Linked DNA regions of Homo sapiens: region 1 is linked to region 2. A link is a loop called in an ENCODE intact Hi-C map of the cell type or tissue named here. Cell type or tissue: chondrocyte. All regions are shown on one strand.

Region 1 (8,000 bases), 110 kb before region 2:
CGGAGGCATTCAGCCTTGATAATGGGGTCTTGATTTGTACAGTTTGCCGGAAACTTAAGTGCTTCAATCAAAATCGGCTTTAGAGGTCTTTGACTCTAACTTGGCTTCCTATAGAATCAGGGCTTAATTGGAAAACATGTTTTAAATTACAGAGAAAACCAACTAAGGGCAGTGACCGGGAAGGCATTTGCATTGCCCGTGCCTTCTCGGGAGGAGGCTAATTTTGAAATAATTTTCCCTTCAGAGCTTTCGGTGTGTGTCCACGCGTTGGCGGAGAAACACTTCGCCCACAGTGTAGGGCCTCGCTTGGGCCAAGACTGGCCAGAACCGTGGCTCCCAGCTTCTGCTTTTCAAAGCCCAGACCTGAGCAGCCTCCTTGCTTTTTCTTCTGCCCAGAGAGGCCTGGGCACCTTGGCAGAGCCTCCCCCCGAATGCAGTCCGCAGAGGTGCCCCAGCTCCTGCCCTAGCCAAGTTACTGTGCTGAGTTGGTGCCACGGCGCCATGGGTAAGGGCAGCCACCAGCCTGCGAGGGCCAGGAGCCAAGGGGATGCAGGACCAGCCCTGGCCTCATGCGGCCGCCCCTACAGGCAGCCCCTCCTGCCTTCATCATCACTGTGAGCTGTGGGGTCAGCAGGCCGGAGGGGTACCTGTTCTGCCCTTAAGCTCGGCTGCCACAGCCACACTTCTGGGCAATGCCAGTTTGTCTGCCCATGTCCTCCTCTTGTCCCATGAGGTCAGGGTGGGTCTCTGACCCTCTGCCAGCACCAGCCGGCGTCTGGTATACAGCAGGTGAGCCATAAATGAATAGGTGCTGTGCTCGAGAGCACGTGAAGCTGTGAATACTGCAGGGATGAAGCCAGACCACGTTGATAATTTTATTCTTTATAGTTGAATAAGATAATTTGCATATTCATACACACACAAGCACATTCCATGTTTTCAAAAGTGGAGAACAAATGTCCACATAATTTTCTTCCTCCACTTCCGGCTTCTCAGGCGGGAGCCGTTGCTTACAACACGTGCTGATGTGCAGTGACAGGTTGGTGCAGCAGAAAGCCCCACATCCTCATCCTGGCAACGAGAGAAACCACTAAACTGAATTTAAATTAAAAACACAGTTGCCCTCTCGTTTTCTGATGGGATCGTCTGGTCTGTTTAAAGTTCTGTTTTAGACTGCTCTTGCAGATGGAACCAGGGCCGGGTGTGAGCTCAGGAGGGGAGGTTCCTGCTGAGGAAATCCGTCAGTAGGGCAGTTGAAGTGGCTTCTCCAGGAAGGGCCCCTGCGTCTCTCGACTGTCCTGCTCATTCCGAGGGTGCAGATGGTTGTAGCTGTTGGGAATGTTGGCTCTGGACACAGGCCAGGGTCGGCTCCACCCTGTCCTTCTCTGGAGTACGTAGGAAGCTCATTGTCCAGGCCAGCTCAGCCTCTGCGTATCAGCCAGGCCACCTTCAGCTGCTATGGGTTCACAGCATCTCTGAGCTTTGGGAAGTTTTAGATGGAGCGGCTCCACTGCCCTGGAAGGCTGGGAGAAGCTGGTGTTGGCCTCATGAGGAAGGGAGTCCCCGCAGCAGGGCTGCATTGCGGGGAGCCGGCCGGGCAAGGGCATGGCTCGCCGTAGCCTGGGTGCCGGGTCCCTCTGGGATGCTCCAGCAGGGCAGGAGGAGGGTGGGTGTTTGAGTCTCAGCCTGCGCTCCACGGAGCTTCCTCCCAGGTGTCTCAGGGCGGCGCAAAAGGCCGGGAGCGGAGTCAGCCTTTCTCTGAGGACTTAGTTTACAGCTTCCTCGGAAAACGACATTTTCCGATGATGAAAATCTGTGAGGAATGTTCTTCCAGGAGGCAGGTTGGCTGTGGGGAGCCGAGGGCCGGGTGTTGGTTTAGAAGCCCCTGGTAGCATCACAAGAACCCCCAGTTTCCAAGGCTGCAGGGGTTCAGCTGCAGGAAGTGGGAACCACACCCCTCTCCCACCCACACCCCTCCCCACCTTCACACCTGCACCCCTCCCGCCTGTTAAAGATCACTGTGTCTGTGTTCCGATGTGAGGCACCTCTCTGTACACGCGTGAACGTTGAAGCTGCTGAGGGACACACTAACGTTCAACATAAACGAAACGCCCGAAGAACGCCCGCGTGAAACGTGAGCTCGGGCTGTGTCTAGAGCCTGGCTGAGATGAGACAGAAGGCGCAAGGTTCTGAGATGTGGATGCATCAAACATGAGCCAGTTCTCGATGCTGGAGCTGAACAACCTCCTTTTCTTAAGTCACGCGTCTGTTCTGGTGCCGTTTTTTAAAAACATCAGCGAAGCCTGTTTTGGTGTCGCTGCGCGGAAGCCACACTACGACGCCGGGGGTGAAGACTCCCACTCCGTTTGCCAGCGATCGCGCAGCGGGCAGGGCTCAGCGGGTGGGGCTGCACGGGTCTCGTCAGTGGTCGTTTCTGTGGCCGCCGTGACTGGCAGGCCAGCTGGGGCCTGGACGGCCGGCGTCTCCTTCTCCAGGTAATCAGGGCCCCTCTACGTGGCCTCCCGGGGCCCCTCTGGGGAGGCAGCCTGGCATCTCACAGGCGGCCGGGGCTCCCGGGAAGCAGAGACGGGCTGTGCCAGGGCTCCTAGGCCCAGGCCTGGACCCAGTGCCGTGCCAGCCACCACCCCAGGGGCCCTGCCCTGGTTCGCAGGGAGACACACAGAAATGTGGGAGGCCGGGTGGCCTGCACGGTGGGAGCGAGTAGACAGAGCCCCTCCCGGAGGCCCCCAGCCCAGCACATCCAGAGCCCTCCCCTGAGAAACCCCAGACAGCCAGGTTCGCCCCAAACCCAACATGGTGGGACCCCAGCTCGCCCCCCATCTCACGGCCGCCCCATCCCACGGCCGCCCCATCCCACGGCCGCCCCATCCCACGGCCGCCCCATCCTCTGGCCCTGGATGTTACCACGTGGAGAAGACAGGCCTGTGGGCAGGCACTAGCCACACTGCAGGAGACGCAGGCTAGGTTTCCAGATTTCTCCACACAGCAGCAGGCGGAGGGCCTGCCTCCCACCTCACTGGGAGGGCCAGGACTCCAAATCTGGGCCAAATGTATGTTGTTATTTTTCAAATAAAGGGACCAAAGGCCCGGGCCTTTCCAAGGCTGCCCTGCCATGGGACCGTGACCGGTGTGGTTCCCAGGACTTCCACAAGCTCTGACAGGCACCTGGCCGTTGTTTTGGGAGGCTCCACCCAGCAGCCACAGAGCTTAGCTGGCAGCTGGCAGGACACTTGCAAGGACACGGAACTGTCACGGAACCACCGTGGCTTTGGGCTGTCACGGAACCACCGTGGCCTTGGCAGCTGCTGGTCCTATGCCGGGACACACACATTCACCGCGGCGAGTGTGGGGTGCATGTCCCCAGGCAGAGGCCATGTCATCCAGGTGCAGGAAGCGCCAGGCAAGGACCCTCCTGTCCGCCCAGAGAGCCGGGTCAGAGGAGTCCCCAGGCCTGAAGCCACTCCCTCCGGGCTCACCTTCAGGTTCCTTCAAGGCCAGGGGGAGGTTCACCCACCCCAGGGTGTCGCGGAAGCCCCGAGGCCCCTGCAGGCCCCGATTTCCCCAGTGAGGCATCAGTGCCCGCTGGCCACCCTGCCCCTCTCCTCCTCCAGCTGCCCCTGCTCCTTGTTTTCCTAGGGTCTGGTTCTTTCTCGCGGGCGGGGAGGAGGTGAGGGTCAGGGCCCCTGTAAGGCAGACTAGTGGCACTGCCCCTTTCGGCCCTTGCTGTCCCTCCTCTGTCCCTTGTGGAAGGTCTCGGCCTGGGGCAGAGGAGCGGGCCGAGGAGGAAGGTGGAGTCCAGGTGGGTGGTGGGGTCTGTGTTCTGTTTTAGTCGTGCGGGATGTAGGCCGAGGGAGATGGACCCGGGGGATGGCTGCCTCTGTGGCATCTCCGTGGTGTGCCCTCTGACGGGGCTGGGTGAGCAAGGAGGACACAGCTGGGAATTCCCAGCTCCAGCGTCCGCGGCACGGGCAGCCTCCCTGTGTGGAGCAGCTCAGCTGTCACCTCCTGAAGATGTTGGATGCTGGCCCCGAAGGCAGCATCGCAATGACAACACCTTCAGAGGTGTCCATCCCAACAGTTTAAAGGCCAAATGCAGATCTTTCAGATTTGTGTTTTCAGGGAGAAGGTGACATTGCTGGGCGCCTGTGAGTGTGGACAGACATCACTGTCGCCGTGTGCTCCGAGAGAGGAGAGTTGGGGCTGCTTTGTCACCACATGGCGTCTTTGGGAGCAGGACAGGTGGCCGGGCTGAACCCCCAGGCTTCTCTGTTTGCTCCCAGAGACCACACAGGGAAGGCAAGGAGGGCAGCGCCCGGGGAAGAGACACCTGCCCGTGTCTTCCTCATGCCCTGAGGATGGCTCAGTGGCCCAGATGGTCCAGGACCCCTAGAATTGAGTGATGACCCCACAGTTCTCATCAAGCCGCATTCTGGATAGCGCTAGGGGCGACTCTCAGACTCCCCCTGCCTGGGCCCCGCTGGTGTGGGGAGGCCACGCGTCACGTCAGTCCCCACTGCAGGAGGAGGGGCCGGGCTTCTGGCTCCCCTCCCTCCTCTCCCTTCTCAGGCCTTTTGGGATCATACACGACAAAGTCACCCATGGTCATGTTGGCTAGTTTCTTTTTTATATCAGCTTTATCGAAATATGATCTATACACCATTTAATTCACTCAAAGTGTATAATTCGGTGGGTTTTGGTGGCTTCACATAATTATGCGGCCACCACCAATTTCAGAACATTTTCTTGTCCCCAGAAAGAAACCCTTGCCCATGAGTGGCCACCCCTGCTCTCCCTTCCCCCACCCCGGCTCCGACAACCCCAATGCCCCCTCGCCGTGGCCTCGCCTGGTCTGGCTGCTCCCTGCTGGCCTGCTGGGGAACCCCATCCTGCCGGCTGTGGTGCCTGGCAGCTTCTGTGGAGCGTGGCATCCTCCATGTTCCCTCGTTGGTGTGGGTCAGGGCGTAGGGTCCTCAGGTCCCCTCGTTGGCACAGGTCGGGACGTGGGGTCTTTCTGTGGCTGAGGGAAGCCCACCGTGTGGCTGCCCACACCTGTCTGTCGATGGCACTAGGCCACGTCCACCCTGTGGAGATGATCGTGGAAAAGCCGCCATGAACCTCAGTGCGTGAGTCCTGTGTGGACGCCTGCCTGTCTCCTGAGCACATGCCTCGGTGTGAAAGGGCTGTGGGTCACAGGGTGGCTCCGTGTGAGGCCCTGCAGGCAGATGTGCAGCAGGGCTGGGTGGCTGTTTCCCCTCCAGAATCTCCTCTGGGAGCCAGGCTGGGACAGACTCCTGGGGGAGAGCCGGGGATGGATGAGACGCCCCAGGGACGCTCGCTTCTGGGCATGAGGATGCTGTGGGGTGCACGGCACGAGGACGCCGCGGGGAGCAGGGCACGAGGATGCTTTGGGGAGCAGGGCAGGAGACGCCGTGGGGAGCAGGGCTCGAGGGCACCGTGGGACCCAGGGACGCTGCTGCTTCCACCAGCGGCCCTCGTGGCTTTCTTTGTGGAAACAGTGGCTCAGCATCAGCACCGGCGTGGGGGTGGCCCGGCTCCGGGCGGCGGGTCCTGGCCGGTCTGGGAGGCTCCTGGGCCCGCAGGCCTGCCTGTGTGGAAACCTCGCGGGTGTGGCAGGGAAGCCTCCCGATGACTCAGACTGCAGGGAATTCCCTAATGATCTGGAATATTTTTACTCCTGCACTCGGGCAGTTTCCTACTAAGGACTCGGAGCTCTGATAAGGCTGAACACAAAGGCCCTTTCAGGACCGGCTGCCTTCCTTCCTGCCAGGGGCTGAGTTTTGAACAGCACGGGGGCCGGCGCTGCCCGTCCGGGCCTCCACGGAGCTGGGAGCCGCCATGGCGATGCTCTTGCCGGCGGGACGCGGCCCTGCGTCTCCTTTCCTGAGATGCGAGGTTATTTCCATCTTTCAGCAGTCTCGGCGCTTTGTCTTGTTCTGGAAGCAATTGCTAGATAGACATTTCTGGCCGTGAATACTATTGCTTTTGAAAGACAATTACTTTATGATCCTTAAGCAGAAACAGAAAGCCTGCCCTCACCCTCACCCTGGTCGACCTGAAACGGCCACAGACGTCGGACACCACGGGGAGAGGCCCCACCTCCAAGAGGGAAGGCCACAGGCGCTGGCTCAGCCGGGGTCTTTGAGGAAGGCAGGGATGTTTGTCGGTTCCCCGCACTTTTAGGGGAAGTCTAAGCGTATCTGCTCCCACCTGCGCAGGAATTGCAGGGTGCGGGTGCTCCCAGGTGTGCGGTGGAGGCTGCTCCATGGCAGCTGCTGAGCTGGGCCTGGCTGGCCACGCAGACGTGGCTCCCCTTGGGGCCGCTCCGGCAAGGATGGTTCCCCACAGGCCCACGAGGCACGGGTGGGAAAAGACGCCTCCATGCCGTCGTTCCATTTGCTTTTCATGGACTCACCGCTGCGGGGCAGCCACCTGGAGGAGGCCGCGGGGGAGACGGCTGGAGTCCCTCTTGCTTCTCGGGACATAAAGAGAGGAGCAGGCTGTGTTGGCCTCGGCTGCAAAAATGGCGTCCCCTCGGGGTGTCATTAAACGCGACATCCTGGCCCCGTGTGCGCCTCAGTGTCCCTCCTGCTCAGCACAGTCACTGAACCTCCCTCCCCTTGCCAGTGCCAAAGGCCTCCACAGCGTCAGGGAAGTTCCTAGGGAAGCTGAAGTTGTGACTCTGAGCTTCCTGGGCTGGGCGGGAAGCAAACTATAGCCTGTTGCGCCCGGGAGCTTCAGAGGACCACAGCCTTTTGTGGGGTGTGGACGGGGCCTCACCCCAAAGATGGACTTTGTCATAAGAAAAGTTCAAAAGTCATTTTCAAAAGGTGCCAAACAACCAGAAGACTTAGTTACACACAGAGTGATTTGGATTTTTATGAAGTGGGGGTGGAGGGGCTTCTGAGTGGTGCATCTGGGCTGGGGGCTTCTGGGAATCCTGTGGCATCAGCACCTGTGCTGGAGTGAAAACGCCTCTTTCTTCCCAGCTCCTGAGCTTTCCAGGGCCTGGAGGACTTGCTGCTTCATGAAACTCAGATGGCTTCAAGCGCAACTGAGTGTACTTTTTAGTTTCCTGTAATTTTTTTCCTAGAGGAGAGAGGGATGCCAGGCTCTATCGAGTGGGTTCATCTGGTGGGTAATTTGCGTGGGGACCTCGGGCCTCCCGGGCTGGCATGGCCAGGGCTTGGCTGGGCGGCTCTGGGGTCCTGTGTGACTCACATTTCCTCTCCACCCTCCACCCAGGCAGCAGCCCGGCACTGTAACAGAGAAAAAGGAGATTTTGTCTGATTTATCAGTAATTGAGGGTTTGTAACAGACACACATTTTCTTCTTTGGAGACAGAGCATAAGGATAAACTTAAGTGTGTATACCTGTAACTGTTCATTTTGGGAACAGACTTTATTTTGGAGAAGATAAAAGGCAGGAAGAGACTCTGTAGGAGATTGACATCTGTTAATTTGAGATAATTGCCCCAAACTCAGCCCATCTGAGGGGCCAGGCCGTGCACACACCCAGGCTGTGGTGGGGCCGCCTTGTCCGTGTGCGCCTGGAGCCCCCACTCTGCCAGGCCTGGAGCAGAGAGCACAACGCGTCCTTTCACTACACCTCTGGGAGCCTTTTTATTTTTTAAAAACATGCAAATGGCCACTGGGGAAATGCCAAAAATACCTCGTGTTTTGCATTTCTGTCTCCTGATGGGCAAGAAGTTGTCAGAGGAAGGCTCTTCTCATTTACCCAGTGGTTCCTTTGCACACAGGCAGGGCCAGCGGCCAGGCCCTCATCCACCAGAGTAGACCCCAGCACGAGCAGGCGTCGCACCCTGGCGTGGAGCCCCCGGCCCCCCGTCACTACTCTCACACCTCCTGCATCCCTGGGAGGCTGGGCTGGGAACTGCAGAGCCGGGTCCCAGGTCCACGCACAGACGCCCTGCACACGCTCTGCTGATGGGGTACCTGCTC
Region 2 (8,000 bases):
CATGATAAAAATTATAGCAACATTATAAAACTTCTAGGCATGTGAGGAAAATATCACACCTAATCTCACCACTCTACCTCATAATCAGCATTTGGTGTTCTTATTTCTGCCTTTTGTCTTACACATTTTTAACCTTGCCATAACCAAGATCCACTGGAGTTTTGTGTTCTGCTTTTTTTCTAAATATCTAAGCATTTTCCTCTCACATGATTACATAACCCCCTTAACCATTTCTTTAAATGGCAACATTATTGTGATGGTCAGTTGTATTTGTCAATTTGGCTGAACTGTGGTGTTCAGTTGCTTGGTCAAATACTGATCTAGATGTGAAAGTTTTAAAATACGTTATTAAAATTCGCCGTCAGTTGACTTTAAGTAAAGCAAATTACCCTCTGCAATGTGGATTACTCTTATTCAATCAGTTGAATCCTTTAAGAGTAAAGACAGATTTACTGACGAAGAGGGAATTCTGCCTCAAGACTACACCACAGAAATCTAGTCCAACTGTTCAGCCCACTGGCCTGCCCTGTGGATTTTGTTTTAGTTTCCAGTCCCCAGAGTTGCACGGTCCAATTCCCTAGAATAGGTTTCTCTCCCTCTCTCTCATGTTTGTGTATGTGTGTGTGTTTATATTTGTGTATGTGTATATGTTTATATTTGTGTATGTGTGCGTGTTTATATTTGCGTATGTGTGTTTATATTTGTGTGTGTTTACATTTGCGTGTGTGTTTATATTTGCATATGTGTTTATATTTGCGTGTGTTTATATTTGTGTGTGTGTTTATATTTGCATATGTATGTGTTTATATTTGCGTGTTATATTTGCATGTGTATGTTTATATTTGTGTATGTGTATGAGTTTATATTTGCATGTGTTTATATTTGTGTATGTGTTTATATTTGCATATTTGTGTGTATGTTTACATTTGCGTATGTGTTTATATTTGTGTGTATGTGTTTATATTTGCGTGTGTGTTTATATTTGCATATGTGTGTTTAGATTTGCATATGTGTTTACATTTGCATGTGTTTTATATTTGCGTATGTGTGTTTATACTTGAGTGTTTATATTTGAGTGTTTATATTTGCATATGTGTATGTGTTTACATTTGCGTATGTGTATGTGCTTATATTTGCATGTGTTTATAGTTGCGTGTATGTTTATATTTGCCTGTGTGTGTGTTTATATTTGTGTGTCTATGTGTTTACGTTTGCATATGTGTATGTGTTTACATTTGCGTGTGTTCATATTTGCGTATGTGTGTACATGTTTATATTTGTGTATGTGTATGAGTTTATATTTGCGTGTTTATATTTGCATGTGTGTTTATATTTGTGTATGTGTTTACATTTGCATATGTGTATGTGTTTACATTTGCATGTGTGTTTCTATTTGCGTGTGTGTGTTTACATTTGAGTATGTGTATGTGTTTATATTTGGGTGTGTGTGTTTATATTTGCATATGTGTGTGTTTATATTTGCGTGTGTGTTTACATTTGCATATGTGTGTGTTTATATTTGCATATATCCTGCTGGTTCTATTTGTGTGGAGAACTCGGACTGATACAATTATATTCTATTGAGTTCTTAAATTTATTTAATTGCTTTGCTATTGTTGGATATTTTAGCTTTTTCCAAATTATGCTACTAAAACAATACATCAGTAAATATATGTACACACTTGTTCATATTTGGATTACTCCATATTAGATTCTTAGGCATTGAATTACCACACTAACAGTGTGCCCACATTGTTGGCATACATACTTTCTTCTGCCAACACCAACAATGTAATCTTCAACTCATTGGTTATCATATTTTTAAAAATGTGAGCCAGTTCCATAAATAAATCCAAACCCCTCATCATGGGTTACACCTTCAATGCTTACTCCATGCCAGACTTTGTCTAGCTACAGGGAGCTTGCAAAAAATAAAAAAAAAAAAACATAAAATTCAAAAGAAAGAAAATGAAAATAGAGCACTCCAGGCAAGGGAACAGCAAGTGCAGGAGGAAGGTCTTTAAGTAAAAACAATGAATCCCCAGCAGTCTGCACCAGGATGCAATCCATGCACTGCTTCCAGAGAGACTTACAAAAACAATTAGTAATTTAATGTGTCTGAAAATTTTTGTGCAAATATATGTTATCTTCATCAAAACTACGTACAGTACACTTAGGAAAAAAGTTTAGTTGCAAGCAACTTCACATTCAAAAATTTGTACATGTATGAATACACAACATGTCCCAATTCACGGTGGTTGCACTTCTGGTCTGACTCCTTCCAGCCTCCGAGGAAGCTTGGAGGACATGATGCAATTATGTTTTCATTCCTTGGCCACTGCTCTGGTCCAGAAGTCGTCTTCTGGAAACAAGTGTTCTTGGTTCCAATTTACCCATATCTTCCTTCCTAAAGTAAATCCCTACAACAACCCATGCTGATTTGTGTGTGTGGTGGGGGGCGGGGTGGGGGTGTACAAAAATACAAATGTAAAAGTAGACAGGGAGATGCCATTATTTATTTATTTATTTATTTGTTTTGAGATGGTCTTGCTCCGTTGCCCAGGCCGGAGTGCAGTGGTGCAATCTCGGTTCACTGCAACCTCCCCCTCCCAGGTTCAAGCAATTCTCCAGCTTCAGTCTCCCAAGTAGCTGGGACTACAGGTGCCTGCCACCACGCCCGGCTAATTTTTTTATTTTTTTATTTTTATTTTAGTAGATACAGGGTTTCGCCATGTTGGCCAGCCTGGTCTCGAACTCTTGACCTGAGGTGATCCACCCGCCTGGGCCTCCCAAAGTGCTGGGATTACAGGCGTGAGCCACTGCGCCTGGCCAATGCCTTTATTAATCACGGATATAAAAGGAATTTGGGTGGCTCAGCGTCTTGAAAGGAGAAAGGAAAGAGTCTCCACTTCTGACCATATTATGAAAAGGTAAAATGCCTTGTTTTTGCTGTGAACATGCTGTGACACAGGTGTGCGACTGAAGCTGACACGGCGGGGGGCCGCGTGAAGGGTCACAAGTCGTGTGCACGCCTGCCTTCCTGTTCCTTTGAGGTGAGGGTCCCGGGTCGTGTGCACGCCTGCCTTCTTGTTCCTTTGGGTCTTTACTGGAGCTCATTTCTGGGCTTGTTCTAAGAGTCATTTCCGGAGAAGTCACTTGGGGAAAGGAGGAGGAACAAGAGAAAGTGGGACGTAGCGAGGGACCACCGCAGAGACGGATGGGGCTTAGCCGCAGCAGGTTCTGGAGGGACCGTGGCTACATCAGAGGAGCTCCGAGGGGACTAACTCAGCGTGCCCTGTGCGTTTGTGTGAGATCCGTCAGCCTCGCATCCGCGTGCCCCACCGCCTGGACTATCCTTGCTTCCAAGAGTGCCCCGTCCCTTTCTCATCTACAGAAGCTTAAACTGTCGTCACATGTGGCCTCTGAATTCTTTCTTCTTCTAAGCCAGGGCTTTGCAACTTTTTTTAAACTGAGACCCACAATAAGAGGCACATTGTACATCACAACCAGCACGTACACGCAGAAGTGAAATAAGAGTTTGTGAAACAGCACTCCCTCTGATGAGTGATTCCCTGATAGAAATCACGACTTCCATTATGGTCATAGAAATAGGTGCTTCCATGCTGCTCTGCTCCTTTTTGAAAATGCTCGTTAGGACTCATTAAATTGATTTCACAACCAGCTGTTTCACAAACAGGTCTAAGTCGTTGCAGCCTGGAAGCTGCTTCTCTGAGGAGGCTGCGGCAGCACTGACCCGAGGGCCCGTCCTCATTTCCGCCTCTTCCCGGCCTCTCTCGCACGGGTCGTGAAACCCACTGTGTCCCCATCACCCCATCCCAGAGGACTCTCTTCTTCTGTCCCCACCCCACAATCCTCCTGCTGTACCTTTCCCCAGGCCCCACCGAACTGCACGGTGTCAGTGACTCGCCTCGGTGCCCGGGCACCCACCCCTGGCCGGCGCCAAGCCCGGCCTCATCCTCGTCCCTCTGGCCTCAGGCTGTGGGATCTGCCCTCATTCTGTAAAGGCTTTTGTGTCCCTGAAACGCTTCCTTTGTTGTGACGAGACTAAGGTGTGAGACAGGATTACAACACACCAAAATGCAGCCACGTCTTAGGCCTGGAGTTGTGGGTGACTGGTAGCATATTCTTTATATATTTGCATTGCATTTTCCAACTTGTCTCCAATGGATCACGTTACTTTTAGGACCAGAAAGAAAACTGACATTAGGATGAGAAGAAGTGGAAAGGCATTGCTGGTCCGTCTGTCTGGGTCTCGCTGGTGCCGCCCCTGGTCAGGGGGTGCTGGCTGCAGGTGGTCTGTCCCGGAGCCTGTGGCCCATTTTCAGTGAGGAGCAGGAAAGCCCAAAGCTGTTGCTGGCGGCTGGTGGTGCTGCTGCGGGGGGCTCCACGCGGCGGGGCCATTGCTGCCCCTCAAGGGCACCGTGGGGGCCCCCAGTCTGCGGGGCTGGCGAGTGGCTTCCTGGCACAGATGTTTTTTATATGTTTGTTCCAGCTATGTCTGGCTAAGCCGCCTCTTTCTAAATGCAGGGCCTGTGCACACATTTGCTCCGGGGATTTTTTTCTACTTTGAAAGGCAGCTCTCGGCAGGGCTGGCTGTGTTTCCTTTGCGATGTGAGCTGCTCGGTGTCGGATGTCACGGATCTGGGGTGTTGGGGACGTGGAGGAGGGAGGCGCAGGCCTCTGCTCGCCAAGGCGGATCCCAGCCCGTCTGCAGCCTCACCTCCTGTTTCAGTGGCCATGCTGATGATGTCACCCACATACCGAAGTGAACATGCTATTTCCTGACCTAAAGTCAGCCAAGGGGAGCGGGCAAGTCTGTGTGAATCTTCCTTTCCCCCTGAGATGGCGAAGTCAACACAGAAGACGTGGTTTCCCTGAGCTCCGGCTTCTGGGCTCTGAGTTTCCCCCCAGCTCCCTCCACTTCTCCGCTGTCCGTCTCCTCCATTTGTCTAAGGGAAGAGACAGGGAAGAAGAAGTGTGGCCTGGGTGGATTCTGGCCCTAAAGTGAAGCATAAAAGAATAAAGAGAAAGAACAGGACATCTCCACGAGCTCAGGGCAGGCAAAGCTTGCTCAGGGCAGTCAAATAGGACACAGAAAATCCAAGCCATACAGGAAAAGGTTAATCTCATTTGACTTCGTTAAAATGATAAACTTTTGTTCATCGAAAGACATCATTCCAAAAAGAAGAGGCAAGTCAGACTCAGAGATTGGTGGTCCATGCAGCCAACAAATAACCAGAATATATATAAAGAACACTTACATATCCATAAGAAACATGCTAACAGCTCTATTTTTTTAATGGGCAGAATACTGGCACAGGAGTTTCACAGATGAGGATATCCAAATGGTCAGTCCACATTGGAAAGGTGCTCAGTGTCACCATTCATCAGGAGGACAACCACGAGATGCCATCATCCCCCCACAGAAGGCTTGAAGCCCAGAGGACTGACGGGGCCAGTGTCAGAGGGGGTGCAGGGCAAACAGCCCATTGTGGACAGAAGCCTCAGTGGACGCAGCCACCTTGGAAGCGCTGGTTATTGGTGATTCTTTCTCTGCAGGTGGTCCGACCTGTGTGCCCTCACTGGCTCACCACTCTTCCCGTGAGCTTAGGGCAAGCAAAGATTTCTTACACAGGTCCCAGAACATTCTTGCATTCCATGCATCTTGGAAAGCAACCCTGTCCACGGCTTTGTTTTCTGCTCCACCTGCGTGGCTGTTACCTGTGGCACCTAAACATTGCTCAAGGACCTGGCAGCAGCTGCAGCCATGCTCCTGCCAGGCTCCTGATAAGATTGGAAATCACGTGCAACGCTGAGCGCCATCAGCTGAGATTTGGACCTTAAAGCTGCTCCTTATGCTAACATTTTTTTTCTCAGCATGGAACTGCGAAGTGTCCTAAATGTGGAAAATCGAATTGGGTGTCAGAAAAAAACCAATAAGTGCCTCTTCAATAATTAACAGATGGAGATCCAGACCAACAGCAAAGTTAATCAATGCAAAAAGGTGGTGCAGGACAGACAAACAGAAACTCAGGAGCTCCTTTTAGAAACCAGAGGCTCCTGGCGGGAGCACTCACGACCTCCTCAGGTCACTAAGCTGGGGTATGCGCCACACTACCTGGCCACGGTCTCTTCCTCAGATTTGCCATAAACCTCACCTGGCGTCCTCAAGTACACTTTGACCACATGGGCATCAGAACATCAAGTGGGAAACACGCATGAATTTTCCACCCCAGGATCCTGGAAAAAGAAGCACTTGTTCCTACAGAACCTGCTTATTCTGATCTTTGGGTAACTAGATAATTCTTTCTAAATCCTGCTGAGGGTGAAGAATATTGTGTTCCATGTTTTAAAAACACATTGGAAGAACACCGTTCTTTCTGAAGCCAGAAGGGAAATACATCAACAGCTGAGGTGAGGTTTCGCTACGGTGCTCAGCAGATTTAGATAACATGGTGTCTGAGTCCAGTAGTACATGCTCTCACCTTCACTGTCTCAGTACAACAGGACACGCTCTCACCTTCACCATCTGGGTACAGCAAGACACGCCCTCACCTTTACCGTCTCAGTACAGCAGGACACACTCTCACCTTCACCGTCTCAGCGCAGCGGGACACGCCATCACCTTCACCGTCTGAGTGCAGCAGGACACGCCCTCACCTTCACCGTCTCAGTACAGCAGGACACACTCTCACCTTCACTGTCTCAGTATAGCGGTCCACGCCCTCACCTTCACCGTCTCAGTACAGCCAAACACGCCCTCACCTTCACCGTCTCAGTACAGCAGAACATGCCCTCACCTTCACCGTCTCAGCACAGCAGGACATGCCCTCACCTTCACCGTCTCAGTACAGCAGGACATACCCTCACCTTCACCGTCTCAGTACAGTGTGACAGTGCTCTCACCTTCACCATCTGAGTACAGTGGGACAGCACTCTCACCTTTATAGTCCCGGTGAGTGATCTATGGAACTGGTGCTTTTTTTTTATTTTTATTTTTTTGTGGAGTGTCTGAAAAATCTCTCCAGTGGTGGTGACTGGGGTGAGTTATCAAGATGAAGCAAATTGGACTGAACTATATGAGAAAAAGCCAGGCCTGCAGAAGATAGGCTGATGGAAGCCCACAGAAATGAGTGAAACTGAAGGCGGGGCCGAGGTTGCCCCAGACCTTCGCTACACACACCCCTCAGAGCTGTTTCTCAAAGATGTTTACACTAGCAAGAGGCTCAGCGTTCATCGTTTATAACAGCTTCTGGGAGCCACAGTTGAGTTTACCGTCTCGCCTTTCAGTACTTATGTATGCAGGGTGGCAACTCAAGCTATCATGGTCACAGAATTAAGAGGGACGAACGTGGATAGGTAGGGTTTCATTTTCCATATCCCTCCAGCAAGCAGGGTGGGTGAGGATGGGGACGCTTTCCTCTCCTGCTTGAGAGCCGACTTCTTAGAGGCCTTAGTAGACATCCACCAAACATCCAACCACCACAGAGGGCGACGGGAAGACCCCCTCATCCAGGGCAAGCAGCTGCGGAGCTCACACGGGGTCGGGGCGAGGGCATCCCGCTGGCATGCGCTTGTAGCCACGGCAGGGGCCCTGGAAGAGAGACAGGAATTAGTCATCCCACGGTTTGTCGTCTGGCGGTGTAGTTTGACACTTGAGAGATGTGATCTTTATTTCAGAAACACCATCTGGCCATCAGCCCAATTCTTGACTTTTTCATTTCTCTCAAGATGATCATTAGGAGTGGTTTCAACAAAACTGAACACAGAATTTTGAGGGCCCCAATCATGACTCAACCAGAGCCCTCCCTGAATTCTTCATGAGTCAGCCCGGCCCTCCCCACTGACTTCACCCTAGCGGGCACCTGTCTTTCTTCTTCTTTTATCACTTTTTGCTTCTCTTTTGGTTTCCAGCTCTGACTGAATTCAGACCCAACACCTTCCAATTCTTCCCGGCCCCCTCAGGGAAACCCAGAGGC

The links. A loop is a pair of places that touch in the nucleus more often than their neighbours do. Peaks named below come from ENCODE experiments on the same cell type or tissue, not always from the same donor. Only the 100,000 strongest peaks of a DNase experiment are listed, where the experiment ranks them.
Region 1: it touches region 2 in a loop (1.9-fold over the local background); 1 of 110 quality-filtered maps calls a loop at or near these places.

What each region holds. Positions count from the first base shown.
Region 1 is chr18:79,452,904-79,460,903 of GRCh38, forward strand. The region is part of intron 6 of NFATC1 (nuclear factor of activated T cells 1); the gene reads left to right. It overlaps LOC101927897 (a long non-coding RNA gene), which reads right to left. Exons shown (of 3, transcript XR_001753515.2): 3 at 4,624-8,000. Among named protein-coding and RNA genes, the nearest start is that of NFATC1, 61 kb to the left of the region's middle. RefSeq lists an enhancer at 7,494-7,853. In chondrocyte, no CTCF peak of the experiment used is centred here; no DNase peak of the experiment used is centred here.
Region 2 is chr18:79,563,211-79,571,210 of GRCh38, forward strand. No RefSeq gene overlaps it. Among named protein-coding and RNA genes, the nearest start is that of CTDP1-DT, 110 kb to the right of the region's middle. RefSeq lists enhancers at 7,006-8,000, 7,064-7,620, 7,621-8,000. In chondrocyte, no CTCF peak of the experiment used is centred here; DNase peaks (open chromatin) are centred at 4,411, 4,751, 5,541, 7,561 and 1 weaker place.